Regions from separate parts of the Homo sapiens genome. Here all the other regions are linked to region 1. A link is a loop called in an ENCODE intact Hi-C map of the cell type or tissue named here. Cell type or tissue: natural killer cell. All regions are shown on one strand. Each heading gives the region's core, and the rest is flanking DNA. Links, peaks and the distances in the headings are about the cores only.

What was found. A loop is a pair of places that touch in the nucleus more often than their neighbours do. Peaks named below come from ENCODE experiments on the same cell type or tissue, not always from the same donor. Only the 100,000 strongest peaks of a DNase experiment are listed, where the experiment ranks them.
Region 2: it touches region 1 in a loop (1.9-fold over the local background); 2 of 110 quality-filtered maps call a loop at or near these places.
Region 3: a loop joins it to region 1, with 2.5 times the contacts of the local background. A loop is called at or near these places in 5 of 110 quality-filtered maps.

What each region holds. Positions count from the first base shown.
Region 1 is chr14:97,778,772-97,789,136 of GRCh38, forward strand. The region is part of intron 3 of LOC105370651 (a long non-coding RNA gene); the gene reads left to right. Among named protein-coding and RNA genes, the nearest start is that of LINC02312, 21 kb to the left of the region's middle. In natural killer cell, for the core only: no CTCF peak of the experiment used is centred there; no DNase peak of the experiment used is centred there.
Region 2 is chr14:97,616,743-97,627,107 of GRCh38, forward strand. No RefSeq gene overlaps it. Among named protein-coding and RNA genes, the nearest start is that of LINC02291, 65 kb to the right of the region's middle. In natural killer cell, for the core only: no CTCF peak of the experiment used is centred there; DNase peaks (open chromatin) are centred at 1,899, 2,359, 2,749 and 4,009; H3K27ac peaks cover 1,585 bases.
Region 3 is chr14:97,181,051-97,191,415 of GRCh38, forward strand. No RefSeq gene overlaps it. Among named protein-coding and RNA genes, the nearest start is that of LINC02304, 31 kb to the left of the region's middle. In natural killer cell, for the core only: no CTCF peak of the experiment used is centred there; a DNase peak (open chromatin) is centred at 4,331.

The DNA of each region.
Region 1 (10,365 bases), core at 3,316-8,315:
TTCTGCCTCCTCTTCCCCGCCATTTTGTTTTGTTTTGTTTTTTGGTCTGTGGTTTTCAATATTGATTTGCTTCTTTTGGATTATCGGCCATCTAGGGGACATAGGAATAAGCTACTCATAACATCAGCAACCGGTATCACCCACTGCCGATCTCCCTCCAGTGATTTTATGTGTGTGCGTTGACACTTTACTAAATTGGAACGTAGAGAGACAGTTGGCATCATGCTATTCTCACTTGCTCATAAAGCATGTTTATATATCATTAAAAATGTTTCAAAATATAATTTGATGTCTATATAATCTTCTAACCTATGACTATATATAATCTTCTACCCTAATTCTATCTGCACATCACAACTTATTTTCCCACTTCTCGTTTGCTAAACACATATTGTTTCCACATTTACAAACAAATATTTTAAATAAAGCTGAAATAAGCATCCTTGTAAACATCTTTAAGTACTCTTATTTCCTTAGGAAACATTTGTAGAGATGGAGTTATTAGGGCAAAGTTTCGGTACTGGTGATGTCATGTGTCACGGCAAATACAAATTGCTTTCTATAAAAAGAATGAACAAATTTAGACGCTAACCACCTCGGTGTGAGGAGCTGAGTCATCTGTCATCAGCAACTCTGATTAGTATCATTCAAAGATTGATAATTTAATGGCTAAAAAATACTACCTTATATTTTGTTTCATCTGTGTCTATTGGATCACTAGCAAAGATAAATACTTTTTACATATTTATTAGGTACTTGAACATGGTTTCAGTTGTGAATTTTTGTGTGTGAATATGTTTTCTGTTTGCTTTCTTTCTGTGAATTCATACTGGAGTTATTTTTTCTTAATTTATAAAATATCTTTCTAGATTAAAGATATTAAAATCTTGTCTTTATGTCGCAAACATTATTTCCCAGTTTGTTTTAAATTTAGCATGTTTTAGAGAACATTTATTTTCTCTTTTCAAAATTTATTATCTTTTTCTCGCTGACATTTAAGAGAAAAATATACTCATGGGCAAAATTTGAAAAACAAATATAAAAATGTAAATTACAAAATGAAGCGTGTTTTGAATGGCAGCAGAAATAATCGCTATTACATTTTCATGCAACTCCAGCTACTGACAGGGACACAACATGTTTATTTTCTCAAAATTGGAATCATATAGGCTATGTTATATTATAGCCTGTTTTTGTGAGTGCTTTCTTTGTTCACTCAATAGTCTTCTAAAACCTGATACTTAACAGCTATAAACTCTTCCGTTAGAGGGATGCAATATATCTTTTTAAACAGTCGCTAATTATCAGGAATTCTAGTTGCTTCAGGATGCTACCCAGAATACATACTGCTATGGTGAACACTCTTCTACACACAGAGTTCATCCAACTATTTCTTTCAGATATAGTCCTAAGGGTAAACTTGTTAGGTCCGAGGATATGCCAATTTTAAAGACTTGTGATTAAAAATGACTAAATTGTCTTTAAGGAAGATTGGGGCAAATTACTCTCTCACCGAAAGGGTATGAGAGTGGAAAAGCCTCATTGAACAGGCCATTGAAATGTGGGTTAGAGAGTCTGCCACACACAATATGCCTCCTAAACATTCATTCCCTTCAAGTTGAAGTTCTGAACCTTCATGAAGTTTCAAATCAAGCCTTTTGGCATTAAGAAGCTGTTACTTTCAACTGTGTATTTTGTGGAGTTGATGACACTGTGGGAGTATTTCTAGTTAAAACAATATGCGAGCTGACATCTCTCCCCGAAACCACTGTCTCGCTCGCTCTCTGTGATTCTCTCCTTTAATCATGTTTTTATAATTTCCTCACAGCACTTCACATACAGTGACAAGCCTCGTGCTGTGCCCATCAAGGTCTGTTATGGGGGGCAACAGCTGACATTTTCCAAAATGACTGTGCAATGGAGTACTGGGACCAAAGCATGCTTGGGGGAACTCATTCCAGGGGAATAAACGGCAGGAGGAATGTGGGGTAATCACAAGGCTTTGGTCAACAGAGACAGCAGTGCTGAGTGCTCCTAGGCGGTGCAGGTAGCAAACTAAGAGTATTTTGTACCCGAAGGAAGGAAAGCAAAATCAGACAAGAGTTTGACCAAGTAAGATTTGAAATCACTATTCTAAACATTAGCAACGATGCATGCTTATCGAGTGCTTGTCGTGATCTAGCTAGGGGTGAGGCAACTAAGGACTGCAAGCTAAATCTGGCCCACTGCCTGTTTATTTAAATAAAGTTTTATTGGAACACAGCCACACTTATTTGTTAACAAATGGCCTGTGGCTGCTTTTACACTATAATAACAGAGTTAAATCATTGTGACAGAGACTGTATGACTAACAACTATAGACACATTTACTATTTAAACATTTACTGAAAAAGAAGATAGACTTCTGTGCTTTTTTTTTCTTTTTGGTTTGTTCACATATAACTTTTTATTATTTTATTTTCTAATTTTAAAAGAAGTGCATGTTCATTCTGGGCAATTAGAGAAATGCAATTATTGTCTTTTCAAAATTAGAAAGAAAAAAAAATCAAATTACTTTTTTAAGCTGACCCCTAGTGCAATTTACTTAACATGTAGGGCCTCAGTTATTTCTTCTGTAAAATGAATATAAGTCACAATAGGGCTGTTGTGAAGATTGAATGAGCTGAGGACTCTAAGGCCCTGAGCTTCCTGGAATGTAATCAATACTCAGCGAATGCCAATCACTCTCAGTACATATGGGGCCCTATTAGTGGGTTGGGCTTTTTCCTATGAATTTATATGGCCTCCTTAGACAATAAAGACATTGCTCTTTTTAAAACAGTGATATTAATCAGTTATGATTGCTTTGTGTCTCAATAATAATTGGAGTCTACCATTCTGAGTCCAAACAGGAAAGCAGAAAACACTTTGAATCTTCATAATAGAAGAGACTTAACACAGAGACAGAGTTACATGGTGACAACAGAAACTGTTGGGATTCAATTGGGGGCCAGAGGGCAATGCAGGGACTCGCAAAGCCAGAAAGCTAGCAGCACCCCAGGCTGAGGAGGAATGGTGTGGGCCTACCAGAGTAAGGGCTGGGTTCACCTGGGGGCATCATCCCCTAAACTCCCTCGTGACAGCCCTCCCCATGCTGTACTGCAATGGCCCAATGGCAGGCTACTGACTCGACGACCTGGACTCCTTGGACCCCATCACATCTTGCTCATTTTCTATATAGTCAGCAGCACTGGGCACAGGGAAAGCAATCAAACAAACAAACAAACAAACATGAAGGATCAAACAAAGCAATCAAACAAACAAACATGAAGGAGGCACGATAGACAACCTGGACACCTCCAGACGAGGCTGGAAGAACATGAGTCAGAGGACAGACTGGCTGGAACTGGAATCCAGATTCTGAAGATAGCTCCCAGCATGGCCTTGGGTAAGTCTCTTCGCCTCCCTCACTCCTTGCTGGGAACAGGGCATGAAATGAAAACACTTCTCTGCGGAATCATCGTCAAGCTAAAATAGAGTGGAAAATAAACAGTTTCCCTGCTTTTTATGTTAAGAATCAAATGGAACAGAAGGCAGAATTTTTTTGGCTTATTTATATTTTTATTAATTTGTCCTTTGGGGGAGACACATATTTTTCAATACAAAAGTAGTAGAGTGAACCAAGTGGCAGCCCTGCATGGAGAGGTGGCTGGACATACAGAAAGTGATGTGACTAGATTGTAAAATACACCAAGATCCAAAGGGAGAAGAGGAAGAAGCTCATATCAACTGAGCTCCCCCTGCCCGGCTGGGCATTATGTGTCATTGATCCCCATAAAGACTCGGCCAGGAAAGTATCGTCATCTTTCTTTAAGCTGATAACTGAGATTCAGAGAGCTCAGGAAACTTAAGCCAAACGTAAAAACTAGGGGGGCCAGGATTCAAGTACTGGGAAAAGTTGCTCCACAGCCAGTGCTGTACATGCTTTCCTCTCTACTAAGCTGCTCGCAAAGGTGCAACAGAAGGACAAACTGAAAAAGAGAACTGTGGATACAGAGAGTAAATGGGGAAAATAGGGGAGAGAAGGAGGGGGAAGGAGAGAGATTGAGAGAGAGAGAAGACACACCCACGGATTCGACTTCTGTATATTCTCAATCCCTTTTGGCTTCAAAGGGTGTTTGATAAGTCAGACACTCTTCCAGAGCTGCAGATATGAACTAGTTGACACCTCACAAAGGAAAAACGCTTGCTTTTCTCATCCTAGTCTTGGTCAAAACCAGGAAGCAGAGAGCTGGGCAAACACAATCCGTTCTTTGAAGTTAATGTTTTCAGCGGTCTCCGGGGCTTTGGTTTGACTAGAGTGTTGGCGCTGGGGCTTGTGCTGTCCAACCCAATTTATCCTTGGTGCTGGATTTCAGCTGACACGTGGAGGAGGGAAATACAGGCCCATGTGCTTTGGAAAGCCTGTCCTTTAAGAAAGTACACTTGATGGCTTCAAGGGGCTCTTCAGGTTCTCCCACATTACTCTCAGGTCAGAGGATTTGAAAAGGAGCTCTACAATGTTATTTCATAAAACTTTTTTTCAATTTTAGAGGGTGGTCAGAAGGTGTAATTGCCTAGAAATGGCCTTATCCAGAATGAAAATTTTCTGTCACTCTTCCTGTCAAGAACATAGCTGATAACTAGAAAGAAAATCTAGGAAGAACTGCAAATAGACTGAAGATGCATTACAAAGAGGACTGAGGACCACGCTCCAAAGCTACCCACTTGCTTTTGCCCCACGTTTTCATAAACTGACGTATACTCATACGCACTTCTACTGGATTATACTCTCAGACTCTAAAAATACAGCCCAGAAATAAGCAAGAGGCCACCACAGACAGTGAACGAGTAAAACATGACAGATGAGAACTAGACAGAAAGCTCTCTGAAGCTCCTCACTAGAGAATAACAACAATGATAACAGCAACATAATCGACACAAGGAACTGGAGCCAGGTATTTTAGGGCAAACAGCCCTGCCCACTACGGTAGCCACAGTCGTCATCACTAATTTATAGTCCAGTGAAATGTGTCTTTCACAAAAGTGAATCCAAAACAGAAAGAAGGAAAAAAATAGAAAATAAAAGACAGGACCATTCTACGTTTGCACTTTTTAAAATAATCTTTTTCTTTGGAAATAGTTTTAGATTTACAAAAAAGAAACAAAAACCAAAACAAAAAAACATTGCGGAGAGTACAAAGAGTTCCCCTGTGCCCCACACTCATTTTTTCCTGTTGTTAACATCTGACTTTAGTTTGGTGCATTTGCCACAACTAATAAACCAATACTGATACACTGAGATTAACTCAAGTCCATACATTATTCTGATGCCCTTATTTTTTATGTAGTGTCCTTTTCCTCTTCCTGGATTCCACCCAGTATACTATGTTATATTTAGCCATCACATCCCTGTGGTCTGTTAGCTGTAGACTGTGAGTTTCTCAGACTTTCCTTGTTTCTGATGATGTTGCCAGGTATTTTGTAGAATTTCTCTCAGTTTTGTTCAACCGATGTTTTTCTTATGGTACGATTGGTGGTACAGATCTTGAAAAGGAAGATCACAGAGATAAACCACCATGCTCATCCCATCAGATCATGGGCACATACTGTCAACGTGACTTATCCCTGTTGATGTTGACCTCCGTCACCTCTCTGAGGAGGGTTTGTCAGGTTTCTCCACTGCCAAGTGACTCTTTATTCTCTTCCTTTGCACATTGAACTCTTTGTAAGGAAGTTGCTATGTACTGCCCACACTTAAGGGGTGGTGAGTTATGCTTCACCTCCTTGAGGGCAGAGTATCTAAATAAATTATTTGGAATTCTTCTGCATGAGAGATTTATTCATTATCTCCCATTTATGTCTTTATTCAGTCATTCATTATTATTAGGATAAAATCATGGCTATGTTATATTTCAGATTATAATTCAATACGATGTTATTTGTTGTATTGCTCAAATTGTTGTAGCTCTGAGCATTTGGAGCTCTTTCGTTTGTCTTCTGTTTTCTTCTGACATACCCCATTATTTTGTCTTTTGAACACTGCTTTGCTTTCTGGCACTGTCATATGCCAGGCTCATCTTGTATATTTCTTGCCTCAGGCCTAAAATCAGCCATTCTTCAAGGAACGTGGGCTCCTTTTATTGGGAATTGGAATTAGAAACCAAGACCTGGGCACTAGGTGTGCTCATGGCTGCTGTGGTGTCATTGCTTTTGAAGAACCTATTACAGCCATGCTCATTGTTTTATGTTTGATTTTACTTTGTTTCACAGACATGTTTTGTTTTGATTTTTTGTTTAAATCAAAGGTTTGTGATAACCCTGTGTTGAGCGTCTATCTCTGCCATTTTTCTAACTACATGATCTCACATCATGTTTCTGTGTCACATTTTGGTAATTCTCACAATATTTCAAAATTATTATTATATATGTTACGGTGATCTTTGATCATTGATCTTCGATGTTACTATTGTAATTGTTTTGGGGCTGTATGTGCCATGAGATGGCAAACTTAATTAAGTGTTATGTGGGTTCTGACTGCTCTACTGACCAGCCATTCCCCTGTCTCTTTCCCTCTCTTTGGGCCTCACTATTCCCCAAGACACAACAATATTAAAATTAGGCCAATTAACAACCCTACAATGGCATCAAAGTTCAAGTGAAAGGAAGAGTCACATATCTCCCACTTTAAATCAAAAGCTAGAAATGATTTCGCTTAGTGAGGAAGGCACACCAAAAGTCAAGACAGGCTGAAAGCTGGGCCTCTTGCACCAAATAGACATATTGTGAATACAAAGGGAAAGTTATTGGAGGAAATTCAAGTGCTCCAGTAAACACACAAATGATAAGAAAGTGAAACAGCCTTATTGCTGATGTGGAGAAAGCTTTAGTGGTCATGGTAGAAGTTCAAAGCAGCCACAAGAGTCCCTTAAACCTAATCCAGAGCAAGGCACTAACTCTCTTTAATTTTATGAAAGCTGAGAGAGGTGAGGAAGTTGTAGTAGAAAAGTTGGAAGCTTGCAGAGGTGGGTTCATGAGGTTTAAGGGAAGAAGCCTTCTCCATAACATGGAGGTGCAAGGTGAAGCAGTAAGTGCTGATGCAGAAGCTACAGGAAGTTCTGAAAAAGATCCAGCTAAGATCATTGATGAAGGTGGCTATGCTGAAGAACATATTTTCAGTGAGGATAAAATAGTCTTACATTGAAATAAGATGCCATCTATGACTCTCATTGCTAGGGAGAAGTCAATGCCTAGTTTTAAAGCTTCAGCGGACAGGCTAACTCTTGTTGTGATCTAACGAAGTTGGTGACTTTAAACTAAAGCCTAACGCTCATTTGCCATTCTGAAAATCCTACGGACCTTAAGAATTAGGCTAAATCTACTCTACCTATGCATCATAAATGGAACAACAAAGCCCAGAAAGTAAATCTGTTGACAGCATGGTTCACTGAATGGTTTAAGCCCACTGTTGAAACCTATTATTAATATTAAAAAAAATTCCTTTCAAAATGTTACTGCTCATTGATAATGCACCTAGTTACCCAAGAACACTGATATAGACGTATACAGAGATTAATGCTGCTTTCATGCCTACTAATACAATATTCATTCTACAGCCCATGGATCAAGAAGTAATTTAGACTTTCAAGTCTTATTACTTTTAAAAAAACGCATTTTTAAGGCTATAGCTGCCGTAGATAGTGATTCTTCTGATGCATCTGAGCAAAGTCAATTGGAAACCTTCTGGGAAGAATACACCATTCTAGATGTCATTAAGAACATTCACATCTCCTAGAAGGTCAAAAAGCAATATTAACAGGAGCTTGAAAGAAGCTGATATCAAACTTCATGGGTGGTTTTGAAGGGTTCCAGACTTTAGTGGAGAAAGTAACTGCAGATGTGGTGAAAATAGCAAGAGAACTGGAATTAGAAGTGGAACCTGAAGATGTGACTTGATTGTTGCAATCTCACGGTAGGACTTGAATGGATGAAGAATTGCTTCTTACGGATATGCAAAGAAAGTGGTTTCTTGAGATGGAATTGACTCCCGGTGAGGATGCTGTGAACATTGTTGGATGACAACAAATAATTGATAATATCATATTAACCTAGTTTATAAAGCAGCAGCAGGGTTTGAGAAGATTAACTTTGATTTTGAAAGAAGTTCTACTGTGGGTGAAATGCTGTCAAACAGCATCTCATGTTACAGTAAAATCTTTTATAAAAGGAAGACTTGATCAATGTGGCAAATTACATTTTTGTGTTATTTTAAGTAGTTGCCACAGCCACCCCATCCTTCAGCAACCAACACCTTAATTAGTCAGCACCCATCAACATGAAGGCCAGACTCTCCACCAGCAAAAAGATTGTGATTTTCTGAAGGCTCAGATGATCCTTGGCACTTGTTTAGCAACAAAGTAATTTTTAATTAAGGTATGTATACTTGTTAGACATAATGCTAGTACACATTTAATAGACTACAGCATAGAGTAAACATAACTTTTACAGGCACTGGGAGGCCAAAAACCTTGGGTGACTGGCTTTAACATGATATTCATGTTATTGCAGTGATCTGGAACTGAATACACAATGTCTTCAAGTATGCCTGTATTTTAAGAGAGATATACTTTTAAGAAGGCTGAAAATAGTATTCCATGGTGTATATGTGCCACAGTTTCTTAATCCAGTCTATCATTATTGGACATTTGGGTTGGTTCCAAGTCTTTGCTATTGTGAGTAGTACCACAATAAACATACGTGTGTCTTTATAGCAGCATGATTTATATTCCTTTGGGTATATACCCAATAATGGGATGGCTGGGTCAAATGGTATTTCTAGTTCTAGATCCCTGAAGAATTGCCACACTGTTTTCCACAATGGCACATGTATACATATGTAACAAACCTTCACGTTGTGCACATGTACCCTAGAACTTAAAGTGTAATAAAATATATATATATATTTTATTTATATATATTTTATAAAATATATATATATATTTTATTTATATATATTTTATAAAATATATATTTTATTTATATATATTTTATAAAATATATATTTTATGTATATATTTTATAAAATATATATTTTATGTATATATTTTATAAAATATATATTTTATGTATATATTTTATAAAATATATATTTTATGTATATATTTTATAAAATATATATTTTATGTATATATTTTATAAAATATATATTTTATTTATGTATATTTTTTATAAATATATATATTTTATTTATGTATATTTTTTATAAATATATATATTTTATTTATATATATTTTATAAATATATATATTTTATTTATATATATTTTATAAATATATATATTTTATTTATATATTTTATAAATACATATATTTTATTTATATATTTTATAAATACATATATTTTATTTATATATATTTTATAAATATATATATTTATTTATATATTTATAAATATATATATTTTATTTATATATTTATAAATATATATATTTTATTTATATATTTATAAATATATATATTTTATTTATATATTTATAAATATATATATTTTATTTATATATATTTATAAATATATATATATTATTTATATATTTTATAAATATATATTTTATTTATATATATTTTATAAATATATACATTTATTTATATATATTTTATTATATATATATATATATGAAGGCTAAAAATAAGAAACTTTGGTGCTCAAAGAGTTAAATACTTAGCTGCTTGGAAAGTAAGGCTGTCTAGAGTGACTTATTTTTCAGTAGAGTAGGAACAGGAACACCAAAATAGAGAAAAACTATGCATAGGCTCTGAATGCTGGCAGATAAAGGCTTAGGCTTAAATATTCACTTGCTCTGCAATATTTAGCAACTTACATATCTCTCTGATTTCTTACTCATAAGACATAAGAATGTCTAATTGATGCTACCATTTTTGATTAGACATTCTCATGTATAAAGTTCCCAGAAAAATGTGCCTCCTTGATTGGTACTCAAACAATCACAGTAACCCCTCACGTCTTAGCGTTTAGAACCATCTTACATATAAATAATTGCCAGTTAACACATAACTTCTCAATAAGAGCATGGTTATATGTATTCTACATATATTAAGCCATGTAATCTTCATAATGACACCAAGAAGTTGATATGATTACTATCCCTGCTTTACAAATGAGGAAACTGAGGCAGAGAGCGGTTAAGATACTTACCTCTTCACATAGTAATGAGGCAGGGAGTAGGGTGTCCTCTGGCTTCAGGGTTCGTGCTCCTAATTCTTACACTAGAACGTGATCTTGGGTAAACTAGATACCTTTGCTGTATAATGGAGTTTACAAAACTAGATT
Region 2 (10,365 bases), core at 1,817-6,816, 160 kb before region 1:
GTGACTGGCCTAAAGATGTTTTATAAAAGGACAGAAAAAGTAAACAGTTTAAGTAGAAAATCCCAAGAAATTTACAAAATAATCCTGGAAATAATAATTGAGTTCAACAAAATCATAGGATATAAGACAAAAAAAATTAATTACATTTCTGTATGGTAGCAATGAATATATGGGCACTAATATTTAAACATACAATACCACTTATAAAGATTTCAAAAATAAAAATACTTAAGTATAAAACAGATAAACATGTGCACAATGTGTATAAAAAATAAATAAAAAGAATTCTTAAAAAATTGAAAAACATATCATGTTTATGTATCGGAAGCGTTAACATAGTAGAGATGTCAGCAATCCACAGATTGGTAGACAGGTTTAATGTGATTTTTATAAAAATCCCAGCAAGTTTTTTTTGTACATATAGACTAGATTATTATAAAATTTATATAAAAAAGCAGAAGGAATAGAAAAACTAAAACAATGTTTAAAAGGAAGAATAAAGTGGGAAGACCCTGTTTACACAGTTTTAAGACGTTTTTATATAGCTACAGTAATCAAAACTGTGGTGTTGGAATAGAAATAGACACGTAGATCAATGGAAAAGAATTGAGAACCCAGAAACAGATATACCAAATCAAATATACCAAATGATTTTTGACAAAAATGCAAAAACACTTCAGTGGAGGAGGATAACCTTTTCAACAAATGGTGCTGGAGCAACTGGACATCCAGGGGAAAAAGAAAAAAAAACTTAAATGATCTACATCTCACATGTTACACAAAAAATAAATCTAAAAGAGATGAGGGACTTAAATGTAAAACCATAAATGTTTTAGAGAAAAACATAAGAGAACATTTTTAGTATCTAGAAATAGGCAAAGACTTGACATCAACACAATCCATCAAAGGAAAAATGGATAAGTTAGATTTCATCAAAATTAAAAGCTTTTGCGTTGTTAAAACCACTGTCAGGAAGATGAAAATACAAGCTTCAGAATAAAAGAAAATATTTACAAGCCACATATCTGGTAAAGAACAATTATCCTGACTATATAAAGAATTCTCAAAACTCAATAATAAACAAACAAAAAGCTCAAACAATCCAATTGGAAAATGGTCAAAAAATAACAAAACATTTTACTAAAGAGGATAGGTTATAGCAAATAGGCACATGAAAAGATAGATGTTCAATGTCTTAGCCACGAGTGAAATGCAAATTAAAACCACAAGACAGGACTACATATCTATCAGGATGGCTAAAATAAAAGATAGTGACAATATCAAATGCTGATGAGAATACAGAGAAATCAGATCACTCATACATTGTTGGTGGGAATGGAAGATGGTATAGCAACCGTGGAAAACAGTTTGTCAGTTTCTCAAAAATTAAATATGTAATTACCAGATGATCCAGCAATTGCAATGTTTAGTGAGCAATTTATATCAGAGACATGAGCAATTTATACCACAGAAATGGAGACTTAAGTTTACACAAAAATCTGTACACAAATATAGCAGTTTTATTTATAGTAGCAAAAAAATTGAAATAGCCTAGATATCATTTTATGAGTAAATTGTTAAACTTCAATGCATCCATACTATGGAATACTACTCAGCAATAAAAGGGAACTAATTTGATTTATACAATGATCAGGATGGATTTCAAAAGAATTATGTTGAGAGAGAAGAGTCAATCTCAAAATGTTGGCCAGCGTGATTCCATTTATATACCATTCTTGAAATAAGAAAATTGTAGAAAGGGAGAAGAGAGCAGTGGTTACCATGGGTTTAGGACGGGTGAGGGCAGAGGGAGGTGGACATGGCTATTAAAGGGTAACCAGTGGGAACCTCATGTTAATGGAAGTGTTCAGTGTCTTGACCACACCTCTGTCAATATCCTGGCTGTGATAGCACACTAGAGTTATGACGGTACTCTTTACAATTTCTCACAACTTCCTGTGAATCTAGAATTATCTTAAAATAAAAAGTTAATTAAACAAACAAGCAAACAATTCTCATCTGTAATCTATTTATAAGGGGGACACATACAAATGACACAGAAATGTTTAGGATAAAAAGTTTTTTGAAAAAGACTGTAAAAGTACAATCCAAAAGAAAGCTGGAATACAATATCAATATCTGACAAAATAGACTTTGAAACCAAAAAGCTTTAATCAAACCAAAATTTATGAAGGATGATTCAAGCAGTAAAAGTAGCAAGCTTGATCCAATGACATGTGTGGAAAAGGAGAGTAAAGGTTGACAAAAAATTGAGACAGAAGTACCCTTGTTTAGGTGTATGTATATTATGGCATTTTGATCTGCAGATGAGAAAGTAAGAAAAAGCTCAACTGCCTTCTTCTTGCTTAATCATCACTTTCTCTGTGAGCTACTGAACTTATCTGTGGCTGTCCTGATGGTCCATTTCAGAGGCTTCTAAATGCCTACCTGTAGAACAGAGGTGGTTTGAGAGGTTGTTTTCACCAGTCTGCAGTGAAATGAGAAAAATAAGAGATGCAGCATGATTTTCATGACAATAACTTTCTTTGTTTCAAAGAAATGCTTTTGTCCCTGTGCCTTTAAAATGTCCTTTCTTGTATAAAATTATGCTGCTGATGTTACTATGTTTATTATTGTTGTTGTTCTAATTTCTTTAATTGGCAAGATTCGGAGTCTGCAGTACTTAGAAAAATTGCAAATAGATGTTGACTCTTTTGTTCTTCCTGAATCACCTCAGTGCAGAGATGAGAGTCTGGTGTTAGGTGACTGGTGCACCTTGTACAAGCTCACATCACTCTTCATGGTCTTTGTAATGATCTTGAGGCCTGTGTTTTTATTCTCCCCATTTAACAGAAGAGTAAACTGAGTCCAGATAATTTTGTTAAGCACTGATATTTTAGATTTTTGCTTATCATTTGACTCTAAGTTCAGATCACTTTTTTTTTTTTTTTTTTCAGAAAAATTACACTCTCCTATTACCCAAGTCATGTTTGAGTGGGATTTCTCTATGGATTGATGCTGTCCCAATCTTTGGGTCAGAGGTCCCAGTTGATTCATAAAAGTACACCTAGTTTAGAAAAAGTGACAGTATTTATTTGGGGGAAAAAGTTTTGAGCTCTCTGCATTAGGATCCTGCCAATATGCCCTCTCAAATTATATGCTTCTTAAGAAAAGAAGTTTGCTTTAATAAAAATAGATTCTATGCGACATGTTATTCTTCATAATTGGACCAAAGAGCACAAGGAGCACACACTTACAAGATAATCTGAAAATGAACGGACAAATAATATAGTAATCACCAAATCCTTATTACTTGAAGCCTATCTGCGCCAGGAGGCCCTTTCTCCCTTGATGATCAGGCCTGACCCCTATTAATTTTAATAGGAGTTAAATAGTCACGTCAAGGGAAGTATCAGGGAGTGCATTTGCAGCAAACCAACCCCAGAGATTAAGACCTCCACTTTTGGCTTTCTGCTGAAAATGTGACACATTGCCTGATGCTTATCTGCTTTTAATTGTGTGTTGTGTGTGTATGTTTTTCTCCCTTCTTTTTGCAGAGGAGGCAATTTGCAAATCGTTGCTATCTGCCTCCCTACAAGGAAGAGATAAATTATATGAGAGACTGTGGCGTTTGGCCTGTTTGATATCCTTTGCTGATAAATTGAAGTGTACCTTCATAATTAATACCCAATCTTTTCTGATAGGCTTTGCCACGCTAAACCTTGGAGGTATCTAACTGTAATGAAAAACCATTGTTGTGATCACCTTGCTCTTTTTTCCCTTTTTACCCCTTTCATCAAAAATATGCACAGAGGTTTTGTTGGACAGAAAGATCTCTCGGTTTTATTAAGCAGCATCTTCAAAGATTCAGCAGAGACAGACTTGCTTCTGTGAGCTTTGTAACATGTAAGTGACATTTCCCTGCGTTTAAATATGGCTTTGTTAGGCAGTGCTTGCAATCAGAATGCAAAAAAAAAAAAAAAAAAAAAAAAAAAAAAAAAAAAAAAGCCCCACTGTTAGAACCTGAAACCAAAGAGAAATAGATCCTCCTTTAGTTTCACTTTTGAAATAGGAAGTCGAGGGAAAGTCAAAATCAGACAAATCAAATTAGATTTAAAATTCCTGTGAACTCTCAGAATGCACGATCAGGATAAACATTTCTTTCTGAACCAAACAAAGCAAGACACCATTTAGTAAGATTTTATGATGGATAAGTGAGACTGCTCATTTGTGTACGACTTCACAACTAAGCAAAGTAATTAGAAAATTAGCTCATCAGCTCCCCAACCTTCTGACTCAGATGGGGCAAGGATTTTAGAAATAAGGCCATTTTACAGATAAGGAAATTGAGGCACAGAAAGTAGGCATGACTTCTCAAGGCAGACGTGGGATCAGAATATAGGTCTTCTGATATCTGCTGCAATTATTTTGCCACAAAAGAAGACTCTCCAACATTTTATGGTGATTTACATGTCAGTATATAGATATGAGGATTTTAGCCAAAACAGAGAAGAGATGAAGCCTGTGCCATCTCATTGGCTAGCCATCCCCTGTTGTCTTTCATTCTCTCTTTCTGCAAAACCTGCCACACCACAGGCTTTTTGAGGAGCATTCCTCTCACCTCATGCTCACTATTCTTGTTCCAGAGTCTTACTACGAATTTTATTCCTGGCTCCAGATCACATTCACTAGCCCTTGCTATTACGAGCGAAGTCATATTCCCCTGCCCATACACAGAGGCCAGAGCAAATCCTCAAGGCCTGGAAGGGGCAGCATCTTGGAGACACTTGGCAAGATACATGGCTGGAGACCTCAAGCTACCCTCCTAGACACAGATAATTTTTTTTAAGTTTCTGATTTGCAGAATTTTTATGGGGAAACAAAAGTAAATCAAACAAAACTAAATAAAAGACTGTATTTTTAAGGGCCTTTCATAAGTCGAATTGGCTCTTGCAATTCTTGTGACTCCACAACATGAAGCCATCTATCCACCCATCCAAACCTCCAACCTTCATTGGTCAAATATTAATTGAATCCCTGCTTTATATAAAGATCCTGCCTGCAGTGGAGCTTACATGCCAATATGAGATGGAGACAATGAGTAACAAACAAGTTTAAAGCAACAAGTAACAGACAAGTTGAAAGGTGATGTAGAGAAATGTAACACAGGGAGAGAAAGTGAGGAGAAGATCTACTACAGAAAATATGGTCAGTGAAGATGTCTCTGTAGAGGTGACATTTTAGCAATGACCAAAGAGAATAAAGCATGTAAAAAAAAAAAAAAAAAAACAAAAAAAACAAAAGAAAGGTCATTCTATGAAGAAGGAATGACAAGGTACCAGCATTTTAAAGGACATGACAGTGGCCCATTGGAAGACAGCATGACACCCAGTGAGGGAGTGTCATCTGGGGACCTCTGAGTTCAAGCAAATGCATGAATAAATGGACAACCCCAGCTGCCACTGACCAGCCTCATCATTTTGGGCAAGTCCCTTGTCCTTGAAATTGCTTCCCAATCTTGAAAAATAAGAGGATAAATAAACTGAAAAAAATATTTTAGGGTTACATTGACTTAAAATCCTGATTCCATGTAAAGCTTGCCCCAGAGACTTCATCATCTTTCTTCTTTCTTGTTACCCCAATCCTATTTTCCACCCAGATTAGAAAGCTATCATGAGTCCTCTTTGGACCCCAATCAGGGACTCCCATGGAAGTTCAAGAAAATCAAAGCATGAGAACTAATGAGATCCATCATGCATTCTTGGTGAAGTATTCTTAGCACAGTTGTGAAGTCTTTCTTCAGAATGAAATCCAAAATTTGATCAACAATGGGAGAAAATGATAAATTTACCCTTAATGTAGTAAGTGGACAATAATTACTCTGAAGAAGACAATTAATGTGGGTAGATAACTCTGCCAGCAACTTCATATCCATATTCAGTTGAAGTGTCATCTTGAAAAGAAGATACTCACTTTTTAAGCCAGAAGACACATGATTTAGGAGAGTATGCCTGTATTTCCCCACTGCCCTGATAAATACATGGAAGGCATAGGCAGAAAGACAGAAATACAATAATTGTTCCAGAATAAAAGAGCTTTGACCCCTTCCTTTGAAAATAAAAGCAAAATAAATTCATGAGTTGTTCATTAATACATTATTTTATCTGTTATATCTATTATGTAAAAGATTGCTTTATTTTCTTTCATTGTTTTGGAGTTTCATTCTAAACCTGTCAGTTGCAAGAATGCTTAAAATTTGGAACACTTGTTAATAGTTGAGTGCATGATGATAAAAGCACTACTGCTTTTAAAGACAAAACACAAATCTTAGATTTATAAGAAAAAAGTTCAGGTCATAGCTTTCCATTTACTAGCTGTGTGACCTCAGGCAAGTTACTAGTTCTGTGTGAACTTTGATTGCATAGTCTGTACACAGGGAGCATCACAGTCATCCAACTTACTTCATGAATGAAAAACAAATATGAATGTATTTTCTCTGTAAATAGCAACACATTGACAATTATGAAGAAGGAGAAAGAAGAGAGGAGAAAGACAAGAAAAAGAGGAGCGGGAGAAGAAGCAGGGGAGAAAGAACTTAAGTTTTACTGATTTTAATCCCATTTAGAGCAGAGATCTAACTAGAAGGATTTGATGGCAATTGGCAGTTCTCAGACCAAAATTCTCTTTAGTAAGTCCAATAAAATTTCCAGAGCTGCATGTGTTCTTTGAATTCATTCCTTCTTTTTTTTTGTCTTCAGTGTTAAGGGATTAAATATTCCTCAGAAAGTAGCATATTATATTGATATTGGCCATCATTTGAGTTTTATGGAGTCTCCACTGTCTATAGAATAAAGAACAGATTTCTCTAGTATTTCAGGGCTTTCGTTATTTGTTGTTAATCTGCCTAACATGATTTTGCTCTCTCTAAAACTATTTAAAGATCTGGAATCTACCCCAATTTGCCTAAATGCAGAGGAGATGGTGAGAAGAATTAATGATCAGAGTGGACTCTAAAATTGTCCTACAGCCAGGGAGATAGGCAACTGATCCTAGGGTGACATAGAAATGAAGAGCAAGTTGGAAGGGGAATGTTGGAAGTATGACTAAAGGAGTTCAGAGGCATGGATATTCTACAGAAGATTATTCTTGAGATCCTTTCCACCACTGCAGTAGACAAGTATTGTGTTTCCCTAGGTAAAAAATACCCCTAAGATTCACAGTATTGAAATGGTTTTATTAAGCTTATAACCAGTAGAAGTGGACCTAGAGTCCAGGTCTTCAGATGCTGAAAGATGTACTTTGTTGACTATATATAGCTTGTGGTTACATTGTGGAGAGTCTCAGAATCCAGGCTAAGGAGTATGGAATCTTGGCTATAGGGTAGAGAGTCCAGTGAAGAGTTTTGTGCTGGGAAGTGACTTGATGAATGTGAAAGCTTGGTTCAGAGGCAATAAAATGTTCATGGTAGGTCAGTTTGGAAGTAGCCAGGATCTGATTCGCAATAACAGCAATGAGAATAATCAGAAAGAGGTAGATGTAAGAAATATTTGAAGGAAGGTACATGCAAAGAAGTTATCAAAGGCAAAAGGGAAGCCTGGGAGATGCGAATGGCTTAGAATTACATGCAGAAGATGAAGAGCCAGACCAAATGGGACATAGGAAAGACATAGGTCCCAAATGGGACCCAGACCAAAATAGGACCTTATGTACAAAGGTACATGCTTGTGGGTTGTGCATGGTGGATGAAGTTTGCATTGCACACAATCTGATTCCTCCTGGAGGTGACAATAGGTGGTTGCTAACGCTGGAATCAATATTGTTCTCTGAGATTTAAAATAATCAAATCCACACATAATGGGTGTGTTAGCCCTCTGTGGGCTCCAACCTAGCAAACGATTTCTCACTGTGCATTGAAGTGTGGGTACAGCTTAAATCCCAATCCGGGGGCTCAACAATAATGTCTGAGAATTAGAATCGGAATGAGGATATCATGTAAGAAATAGATACCTTTGTTATGCTTATCAGGAGAAAACCCTTTATGAGCAGCCAAGGCCACAAAAACGGGACATCCAGCCATCTAGACCTGACAGTGCCCAAAAAGTGTCCAAGTAAAATTAGTCCCTCACACAGAGTCTTTCTGGTGGTGATGCAGGTGTGGAGTTATCCTAGCCAGGTGTCAGAACCACGTCTCCACTTTCTGGGCCCTGATGCTCTGCTCACTAAGCAACTTTAAGCCTCAGTGTCTTTCTCGGTGTATCTACCTACAAAGAGTAAATATTTTGTTCCACATTAGTATTTTGAGCATTTTGTCAAACTGAGTCAAATAACATTTTGGAAGCTGTACATCTGACTTTAATGAGCTTGGTTACTGTCAGTCTAGACATGAGACCATTCTGCCAACCTGACTGAGTTCCTGAATGTGCAAAGATGAACAGAAAGTTCTGGTTTGGACCATGGTGTATTTATGACTTGCTGTTTCTATAAATATTCTTCTGTGATTACATGCTTCCCTTTCAGATGATAACACTCTGTGAACACTTGATTGATTAGGAATAGGTCACCTCTGTGTGAGTTCCTGGATGGACCCATCTAGATCATGTATACTTACTTTATATCTTTTATACAGGAGGCACTCAGTAGAGAACAAATGAATGAAAGTTTGTTCACCTTTAGCTTATAAAGGTTCTATTTTGATGCCATCTATTTTTCTTTTTGTGAAATATCTTCTCTAAATCTTTTCTCCCACCAAAATCAGTATTGGTAGAAGCGAGAGTTCTTATAAACATTTCACTGAGCTCAAACCACAAGGCCTTTTATTAATGACACTTCCAAGCTCTGTGATTGTGCTCAAATTGGCAAAGGGGAGTTCTGTGCTCACAGAATGTAATTCAAGAACCAATAAAAGTTGATTACATACATATGAAACGTATGGACTGGGGGTAGGAGTCTTGGATGGCTTACAAAGCAGGTGTCATGTTTCATCTTCTGCATGGGGTTTTATGGGAGGCCCACACGAAGCCACAAACATCTACATTGTCCCTTTCACTAAGCATCATGTAAACAGAATCATGTTCTCATTCAAAAATACATCTGCAACATTATAGTTCAGAAAGAGGTCTAGGTTTTCTATCAATTTTAGCTCCAACTGGAGAGTCCTGCAAGAAACTCAGTAATTAATTAGGAGGTGCACAAGGTCATCTTTCACTATGAACAATTAAAATAAAATAGACTGTTAGTTCACCGATTAGAGCTGTGGCAGCAGGACGTACATGATCTTATGTAACGGATGAGCTTTTTCTGTTTTAAAATACATGCAAAAATAAAGCTATATCCCCCTCCCCAATTATAGCATCTACTCATATGTGTGATTGGGAAGGCTTTGCTGTTTTTCACAGCTAAAGACATGTCTGGATACTCATTGGTGTTCTCTCAAGCCTCGTTTGAACCCGTGTTGAAACACAGCTACCTCAGGGTAGCGATGTGGCAGCTGTTTCCAGCCCCACAGCACAGCTGGTTTTGAGCAGGAAATGAGGGAGACCTTCTCCAGGGAAAACTACAGGGAATTTTTGGTGAACAGAATGCAATTACCCCAGCTGGAAATATGCCAGGTTATGATGGTACACACCCGACTGTTGCAAAGGCATCAGGGCTCTCTCCCACATAGACTGTGTTTTAAACAGAAGACAGAATGAACATATCATTATGATCCACTTAATCACTATAAGGTAATTATGATGATGTTAATAACTATGATATTTTTCAATGAAGCTTCTTTAACTTTCCAGGATTAAGAGTGAAAAGTGGTGGACACAACAATTGAAAACAATAGACTCAATAATAAACAAATGGTCTATCAGTCATAGCGCCACCTTGATTTACTGCTTCAACATAACTGGCTGGTATGGATTCATTCTTGAGTAAGTGCTGATGACTGTTCCGCTGGCGAAAATTGAGCCTGCTCTTGTCAACATAGAAAGCAAGACTGGCCTGTAGCACCGCAAACTCTTTCTAGAAATTGCATTTGTTTTAGAGTTTTACAAACTCTGTTTACAGACATTTCCTCTGTGCTCTCATGGCAATTTGAAAAGCAATTTGAAAAGATGTGTGTTTTTATGATTCCCAATTTGCAGATGAGAAAACCAAGGCTTAAAGAGATGAACTGACTTGTTTACAGTAATATACTGGCAAGGGTTAGAGTGATTACACTGCATTAGTCCTTCCACTTCACCACTTTACCAGAGAAAATTTGAATAATGCACATTCATTCTTCCCCTCTAGAAATGCTAATTTATGTTTCTCAACATATTTTTTAGTGCTGGATTTTAAAATTATGTAAGAAGTAGTTTTGAAGTTGAAGCCATCAAA
Region 3 (10,365 bases), core at 2,163-7,162, 600 kb before region 1:
AAGAGCGGGATCATCCCGGAAGGTTGGTGCGACAGGAGTGGGTGGTGAGGAAGGCGAAGGCAGCCTTCTCGGAACCTGGCTCCCTGAGACAGGACATGGAAGCAGGGGTGTCCTCTTCTGTGGAACGTCATTTAGCTTCTTCTCACCCATTCTGCAACACACACACACACACACATACACACACACACAAACACGCCACATGTACACATGCACATATACGCACAAATACACACAGTACACACTGTGCATACACATGCGGCACACACAGTACCCACATGTACACATGCACACATACACACAAATACACACACAGCACACACACATACACACATGCAGTACACACAGTACCCACATGTACACATACACACATATGCACAAATATGCACACAGTACACACGCACATGCGGTACACACAAAGTACCCACCTGTATGCATATGCACATATACACACACAGCACACACACACACACACAGTATACACACAGTACCCACATGTACACATGCACACATCCACACAAATACACACACAGTACACATACATACACACATGCAGTATACACAGTACCCACATGTACACATACACACATATGCACAAATACACACACAGTACACACACAGACACACATACAGTACACACACATAGTACCCACATGTATGCATATGCATATATACACACACAGTACACACACATACACACATGCAGTATACACACGGTACCCACGTGTACACATGCACACATACGCATGAATACACACAGACAGTATGCTCATACACACATGCAGTATACCCACAGTACCCACATATACAAATACACACATATGCACAAATATACACACTGTATGTACACACATGCAGTACACACACTACACACATGTACACATACACACATATGAACAAATACACATAGTACACACTCTGTATGTACATGCACAGTGTACACACATGCAATACACACACAGTACCCACATGTACACATACATATGCACAAATACATGCAAATCCACAAATACACACACGTGCACACATGCAGTACACACACATACACTCAGTACACACATGTACACACAGTACTCACACATACACATGCACAAATACACACATAGAGTACACACACATAGTACACATAAATACACACAGACACACATATCCACACATGCAGTACACACATATACATATATAGTACACAGATACATGTATAGCACACACTTGCACACACGCACACATATACACACATACATCTCTACCAGAGATTTTGCATCTGATAGAATAGATGCTTCTCTTTCACACCTTAAGGCATCTAGGATAACTTTCTTTCTTGTTTTCTAAAATTTTTTAAATGTTTAAAATCCTTAATAGCATAATGAAGATGAAGTCTCTGGAAAAAGAGCAAAAAATCTCAAGAAAAAAACAAAAGCAGGCTGACATGATGACAGAGAGGCAAAAATAGAAAGCTTAAATAAGAAAATAATGGAAGGAAACACAGAGAGAGCAAGATAATAAAATCTACATAGGTTTTAGGATGAAAAACAGCAAAATTGACGTTAAAGAAATTTTCATGTGGAAATTTCTTTAGGATCTCAGGATGTGGAAGAGAAGCCTGAGAATCCTCCTAGACTGAAGATGCAAAGAAAAAGGTAAAAATGTTGAGAGAGTACATGATAAACATGGAGAACAGAGAAAAAAGAGCAAATATTGTACACTTTAAGGAAGAGATCAGGACAGTAGAAATATAAGTTATAATAAAGATGTTGGAGAAAATTTCTAAAGCTGAATAAAGAACTAAGAGTTCAGGCCTAAAGGGGACACAGTGGCCTTGTTTTAAAGATGTGACATTGATAATTAAGGCCAAGCGAGGGAAAAGAACTTGGTCAGGTTTGCAAGATAGGTTGGGTGGTACCTCTCTTATTTTCTTATTTGCCCTGTGCACGTGGGTGTGCAAGGAAAGAGAGAGATGGAAATAGCAGAGAGGAAAAGAATTCAAGGGAGAAATCATCTCAAACATGGCAGTGGGCTCCATGATTAAGACCCTGGTATCAGGCAGGCCTGGCCTGCTTTCCAGCTCCATCACCAACTAGCCAGGAAGTCTTGAGCAGGTCATCTCACTCCTCTGGGACCCGCTTCTCTCTCACACATAAAATAGAGTAAAAGTAGTTGGACCCTCATCATAAGGTTCTCATGAGAGTCTAGTGAGCTAAGGCATGCAAAGCTTTTAATACAGTGGCAGGTACAGAGTAAGCACTTCAAAGAGGTTAGCTACTGTTTCTGATATTTAGAGAGAGAGAGAGAGAGAGAGACAGAGACAGAGAGAGAAAGAAATATGCAGGCAAAGGCTGGATGTGAATGGTCTTAGCCATCTCAGGTTAAAGAATAAGACAAAGGCAAGCAAGACATCAGAGCTTTAGGGAAGTCAAATCCAGGGTTCTGTTCTGCAGGGTAAAGTACATGGGGCAAGGGCATTAATGAAGCACTTCTAGTGGTGGGCATGAATTCTGCATCTCAGCATCCTGGGCCTTCAACCAGGGCCACCATCTCTTTATCCTGCTGTGACATCAGCAAGGTGGCAGGCCCCTGGAGCACAGGTAGGCCTACGGGCTTTCCTATGTGTCCCACCAGAAGTTCCAGATGGTGTAGATGTGCACCAGGCAAGGGGAACACTGGTGTAGCTAGGCTTTAATGACCCAGTTGAGACTAAGCTGCTTTCCCATGGGAGGAAGGCCTGCTCGAGATTCTACACACCCTAAGCTAGACTTCTAGTTTAAGGAGGACTGAAGTCTTCAATCATATCACTTTAAATATACAATGACAAGTCACTTTGGAGAGTCACAAATGTTTTGAGCTGGAAAGAATATTTGAAATTGGGTAGTTAACTGCTCCCATCCCATATCCCAGAGGCGGGAAATTGGGTGCAGGCTGTGGAAATGACTTTGTTAAGCATACACGTCTCCTAATGGCAGGAGGCTAGAACCCAGGGAATCCTATCATGTCATTGATCGAGAATTTGGGTTACGAAGGATTTGTGGTTCCATGGGTTCATTCAGTCTTTCTGACAGAAAGACTGCATCTTTCTGCATCTTATCTGATGCAGATAGAACAGCAATGACTATTCCTGTGTAATTATGAGCAAAGTAAAGCTGCGGGGTTTGTTCTCATAGCTAGTAAGTTGCAATGCTGGGACTAGAATCCAGATCTCAGGACACCCAGACCAACATAGTTTCTACTTAGAATAACCACCCCTCTGGAATTTCAGAAAGAAAATTCTGTGTGCATTTCATTATGATTATATGGCATAACCCTCCTATAAGTTAATGAATCTTTAAAGGGTACAATCAAGAATGAATGAGTTGATTGATAAATGAGCAAATGGTTGCATAAATGAATGAATTGGTTAAATTCTGGGAGAAATAAAATAGATATTCTCATTAAAATTTCAATTGACCTATTAAATGCAGGATCCCCTGGGTCCTCTCTTTCTAGCTGACCTACAAAGCAATGAGGAAATGTTATTGTAGAAATGCCAAATTCTATCCACATTCTCCACTTATTCTTCTCATTCTAGTCTCTTTAAGACAGAATTTCAAGTATAAGCTAACCAGGGGCCTCCCCTCACCCCCCTCATAATTATTATATTATTATATGAGAGATTTGTGGAATTATAGCATCTCTTTTTTGGAAGGAACAGAAGAGAGCTTTCCTTCTGAAGAGAGAAAAGGAAAATGGTTGGTACAGTCCAAAAAGCCTAAGACTTGGGAGTCTCTAGTTATGTGAAAGGATTTAAGAAAATAATATATATTTTTAATGATTCCTCACTCAAAGAAGATACTTGGTTGATTTTAATTGGAGGACTTATGTTCTTCCAAGTCATTAGAGCCAGAGCCCTTAGCTTCACAACTTTGGTATCTTGCAAAAGCGTTTTGAAGTTTATCTTGTGCACTCCAATTCTTAATCTTTTGAATGTCACCTCCTTCGTGAAGCCTTCTCTGATAGCTTCCTTTCCTTTGTCCAGATCAAATAATCACTCTCTACTCTGCACCCTTCTTGAACCCTCTACATTCTTTAATAATTGCAGTGTTTTCCAGAGGTACCCATAAAGGTCCCTCAGTGGCAAACAACAGAACCTAACTCTGGATGACTTTTGCAGAAAAAAGTTAATTTGGACGTTTGAAAGTCAGAAGGAAGGCTGAACAATTAGAATTTGAGAGGATGAGAACTGGACCAACCACCACTGTCGGAATGCATAAGTTTTGTTCATTTTCTTTCCTGTGTCATTCCACTCCGGATTGTCTGAGCTTGTGTACGCCACCTGCCCTTTTCTTGGCCAGAAGATGGCAGAGTTCCTCAACTGACCCGACCCTCCCATCCAAATCTATCTGCTGTTTCTAGAAGATGGGGATGGGTAAAGTGAGAGAGAGGTTCACAGTCCCACCCCCATGGTGTTAATTGTTGACATATGTGTTTGTCCTCTAACCCCGCAAGACTCTGAACATCTTGAAAGCAGGAACTGTGTTTTCTTCAGATGTTCAATTCATGTGAGTCAACATCTCAATGGTGTCAAGGTAATACAAAGAGTATGGCCAAAGAAGGTAGACAGGGCTACTGCCTACCAGATGCAAATGTCTTTTCCAGCCATCTCTGAGAGATTCTCTATGAACACAGATCTGACACCCTTAAGAAGAATCTAAAAGAGCAGCACTGAGCTAATATATTCCATCTTCCTTCAGGTTCTTTTTAGGGGGAGATATAGGATGGCGATAACCTAATGCGACATCTTTTTGTTTCTAGAAGAACTCTGGTAAGTGATGAATGGATGTTAGGGTTTCCAGAACTACCAGAACTAGGTTTCCTTTTCTTTTTTCCTTCCTGCTGCTGAGAATTTATTTCTGGTAGTCATTAAAATTCTGCTCCTACCATTTGTAACAAATGATAGAAAGCACTAGGTACAGTATGTGGAGTATATGTTTATGAAAACGAGAGACGAGTACCTTCCAACACTTTGGGATTTTATGAATGATTTACATCAGGTGCTAAAGTTCACAAATGAAACGTGCGGGAAGCAGATGCTTCGCTTCTTGACTGCATCGTGCCTGCCCATACTGATGGGGAATTGAAAACAGTGAGGTCTCATAAATCAACAAAATCTATTTTTGTGCCTCTTGATCTCCACTCTGAACATCCATATAATACCCAAACAAATGTGCTGAAATTAGTTCCTCAAGAAGCCCTTTATGTTTAGTAACAGTGTGGACATGTTAATAAAAAGAAGAGAGGAATAAAAGTGGACTGGTGGGGGGAGAGGGAAGGCACGGGGATGTGAGTGAAAGAAAACCAAACCTCAGAGTAGATGAACTCTTCCAGAACACTTATTTTTGGAGAATGGGAAAGGAAGTGTGGTGCTGTGCAGAACAGATGAGGAGGACCCGCTCTGGCCATCCTGGGGCTTCCCTAATTTGGAAAGAGAGTTGATCCGGGTAAAGGAGCGTTGTTGAATTGCAAATGAAAAAGAACTCACATCTGGAAATGAACTTTAGTTGGCAATTGGAAAATCATGGAAAGATACTTGTAAGGAAGACAGGGAGCTGATGTTTTGTACTTTTTTCTCCTCTCTCTCTCTTTCTCATTGTTTCTTTCTTTCCTTCCTTTCTTTTTTTCCTCCCTCCCTCCTCCCATCTGCCCCTCCCCTCTCCTCCCCTCTCTTTCTTTTCCCTTCCCCTCCCTCCCTCCCTCCCTCTCTCCCTTCCTTCCTTCCTTGTTCCCTCCCTCCCTCCCTTCCTTCCTTGTAAAATATGGTCTTATAGGAAACATGGTGACTCTGTACAAGAAAAAAGTAGAGCTTTCTTCAGAGTTCTATGCTGGGCCAGGCTCTGTGGAGTAATACACACGATTGTTTTTCTCATCTTGGTATCTCTGCCCCCATCCTGGCTCCAATTCTTTGAGTTTCTCCTCTGATTATTATAAAAAGTCTAGTCTATCACCCTAAATTTGCACTTTAGCATCTTACATGTCTCTTTCATTGTTTCATGTTTTATCGAATCAGTAGAATTTCCAATTTCTTAAAGGCAGAGACTTTGGGGCAGATAATTTGTTATTTCTTTTTTTATTATACTTTAAGTTTTAGGGTACATGTGCACAATGTGCAGGTTTGTTACATATATATACATGTGCCATGTTGGTGTGCTGCACCCATTAACTCATCATTTAACATTAGGTATATCTCCTAACGCTATCCCTCCCCCCTTCCCCCACCCCACAACAGGCCCCGACGTGTGATGCTCCCCTTCCTGTGTCCATGTGTTCTCATTGTTCAATTCCCACCTATGAGTGAGAACATGCGGTGTTTGGTTTTTTTGTCCTTGCGATAGTTTGCTGAGAATGATGGTTTCCAGCTTCATCCATGTCCCTACAAAGGACATGAACTCATCCTTTTTTATGGCTGCATAGTATTCCATGGTGTATATGTGCCACATTTTCTTAATACAGTCTGTCATTGTTGGACATTTGGGTTGGTTCCAAGTCTTTGCTATTGTGAATAGTGCCGCAGTAAACATACGTGTGCATGTGTCTTTATAGTAGAATGATTTATAATCCTTTGGGTATATACCCAGTAATGGGATGGCTGGGTCAAATGGTATTTCTAGTTCTAGATCCCTGAGGAATTGCCACACTGACTTCCACAATGGTTGAACTAGTTTACAGTCCCACCAACAGTGTAAAAGTATTCCTATTTCTCCACATCCTCTCCAGGGCCTGTTGTTTCCTGACTTTTTAGTGATCACCATTCTAACTGGTGTGAGATGGTATCTCATTGTGGTTTTGATTTGCATTTCTCTGATGGCCAGTGATGATGAGCATTTTTTCATATGTCTTTTGGCTGCATAAACGTCTTCTTTTGAGAAGTGTCTGTTCATATCCTTCACCCACTTTTTGATGGGGTTGTTTGTTTTTTTCTTGTAAATTTGTCTGAGTTAATTGTAGATTCTGGATATTAGCCCTTTGTCATTTCTTAAGGGCAGAGACTATCGTGTTTTGGTGTGGGGTTGCAAAACCTAGTCTCCTAAATACCAAGTAGGGGACATTGCCTTGGGCCAGTTCCATTCCTCCAGCATGATAGAGAAGGTAGACTAGGTGCTGTGAACATAAACTTGGTAAGAGGAAGTCTCTCCCTGCAAAGGCCTCCCAGTTGGTGAGGAGGGGTGGATCTGTCTATAATTACAAGGATCTAGAGCCATGCTGGCTTGAGATTCAAAGCACATTGAGAGCCAAAATAAGAAAAGAGCAATTATTTCCAGGGAAGCCCAAGGAGCTTCACAGAGGAGGTAACTTGAGCTGAGCCTGGAAGAAGATGCATTTTGGGGAGTGCAGTAACTGGAAAGGCAGGAATAGATGAAGAAGAGATGCCTATTACTTTTGCTTTTTTTCCTTCCAGCCAGAAGAACCACATTCATTATAATGAAGCAATGGTTTTCTAAATTAATTTGCCTTGGGAATGGTAAGAGTTAAGGTACACCTTACCACTGTGTCTATCTTATATCTGGTAAGGAGTTTATTCATTCACAGTTTCTAGCTGGTTGACTTTTACAAATGAAGCAATAAACACAACAATATTAAATATGCATCTATAATATGTCTTCACATTTATTTCCATTGCCATCATTCTCAAGTACCCACCGAATCCTTTGTTGAATTTTCTCCCCTTTGTATTTGAGCTTCTACATGCAAGAGACTTTTTGATTTACGGATTTCCTCTATACTTAGTTTACAAAAAACAGCAGGAGATGAATGAAAAAAAGACAAGAAAAAAACAATTTCCAGCTCTGTCCTGAAGCCTGTGCTGCATTTAAAAAAATGCAAAATTCAAGTTATTGGTTCATTTTGAAAAGTCCATGTTGAAAAGGAGCCAGAGTAGGGCACGATTGATGCGATTTGCGACACATAATATCAACTATTGGGTTAAAAAATAAATGTAGCTGCTACATTAACAGCAATATTGTAATCTAACACCTAATTTTCTGACAATTCTCTAATACATAGACCACGTCCAATTTAAGAAAACCTAAGATAAAAATATATGTATATATCATGTGCATTTTACTATAATTAGATGACTCTTTTATGGGGGAGTTTTTCTTGATAACACCAAATAACCCACACCCTTCTTCACCTAGGAAGTTACAAATGCAGAAAAAAAGAGGTTCTGTAGTCTCCCTTAGTTACCATTCTGTTCAAAATATGTCCCCACCTAATATAACTTGCTATGTGTCATAAAATACAAAGGAAAGTACTTTTCATGCCAAATATCAGAGAAGTGCTCTCTTTTCTATACTGCACAAGTAACAGAAATGATGTGTTCATTTTAAATTCCATTCATGTAGGTTCTAATAAAAGCTATTATAAAATACAATTGTGTGGAGACAAAAAGAGAGATAATATCACTATAGCTCAATATAAAATTTAAGTAATTAAGACATGAAAACTATTACACAATTTACTACAAATGCAGCAAGAATAATAAAATGTTTAACCCTTTTCCTTCTGATTCCTCTCCTGATCTCACTCTTTCTCTTTAATGCCTAATGGAAAAACACGAGTACCTCAGAGAAAGCACAGAAATATTACGATGCAGACTGTTTGGGGAATGCATAATGTTGATAATAAAAGGAAAATGACTTGTTTTTCTTTTCTTTCAGGTAAGAGGTGTTGCATTTCTGGAGTGATGTACTCTCTACTGTGTACCTCTAAGGCAAATTGATTTTATCTAGAGAAAATATGAAATTGCCTATCTATAATCAGCCTCACAATGACATGATTAACCAGTAAAAGACCATGATGACAAGTGTAGAAGGTCCTGTGGGTCCGTGGCCAGAATTTGAGCTGGGGTCAGAGGGATCAGAGTTCAAATCTTGACCCTGCTGCCTGCCACCTTTGTGACATTGGACAACTTTGTTCAGATTCACTGTTCTCATCTGTTGAATGGACATCATTATATTTGCTTCTCTTAGCTTTTACGGCTGCCCTTCAGTCAGGCAATAGAGGTACTCAGTCTCCATAATTAGTGCAATGGGATATTCAAACTTCATGCATAAAATGGAAAAAGTACAAAGAACTATGATTCTCTATTTTGATTTTCCCTGAACAGTGGCATATATCTGTCTGAGATCATTGCAAGTTGCACCAGGATGTGAACACCGTCAGTAGGGATGTGCTATTTCTTTGTCAATGTTTTCCCCACTTTTTTGATTTTATTAAAGAGAAAAGATCTACATGGTGCCAGTAGGTCTCTATCACTTTTCTAGCACTTGTTAAGTTTCACTTTTTAATAAAGAGGGTGAGGTCTTGAGCTTGGAGCCTGCTTAAGGGAGTGGAGTCTCAGGAGAATAAGATGATATCTTTTTAATTGTATTTTTTCTATTTTTAATTTTTAATTTTATTTCAATAGGTTTTTGGGGAACGGGTGGTATTTGGTTACATGAGTAAGTTCTTTAGTGGTGATTTCGGAGATTTTGGTGCACCCATCACCGAGCAGTGTACCCTGAACCTAATGTGTAGTCTTTTAACCCTTGTCACCCCCAACCCTTTCACCCGAATCCCCAAAGTCCAGTGTATTATTCTTATGCTTTTGTGTCCTCATAGCTTAGCTCCCACATATGAGTGAGAACATACAATGTTTGGTTTTCCATTCCTGAGTTACATGACGTAGAATAATAGTCTCCAGTTCCATCCAGGTTGCTGCAAATGCCGTTATTTCATTCCTTTTTATGGCTGAGTAGTGTTCCATGGTACATATATATATCATATTTTCTTTATCCACTTGTTGATTGATGGGCATTTGGGCTGGTTTCATATTTTGCAAATTGAAAAGTGTGCTGCTATAAATATACATGTGCAAGTATCTTTTTCGTATAATGACTTTTTTTTTCGTTTGAGAGCATACCTAGTAGTGGGATTGCTGGTTCAAACAGTAGATCTACTTTTAGTTTTTTAAAGAATCTCCGGCCGGAAGTGGTGGCTCACACCTGTAATCCCAACACTTTGGGAGGCAGAGGTGGGTGGATCACAAGGTCAGGAGATCGAGACCAACCTGGATAACATGGTGAAACCCTGTCTTTACAAAAAAAAAACAAAAATTAGTCAGGCGTGGTGGCACACACCTGTAGTCCCAGCTATTCAGGAGGCTGAGGCAAGAGAATCACTTGAATCTGGGAGGCGGAGGCTGCAGTGAGCCAAGATACTGCCACTGCACTCCAGTCTGGATGACAGCGAGACTCCACCTCAAAAATCAATCAATCAATCAATCAATCTCCACACTATTTACCATAGTGATTTTACTAGTTTACTTTCCCACCAGCAGTGTAGAAGTGTTCCCTGCTCACT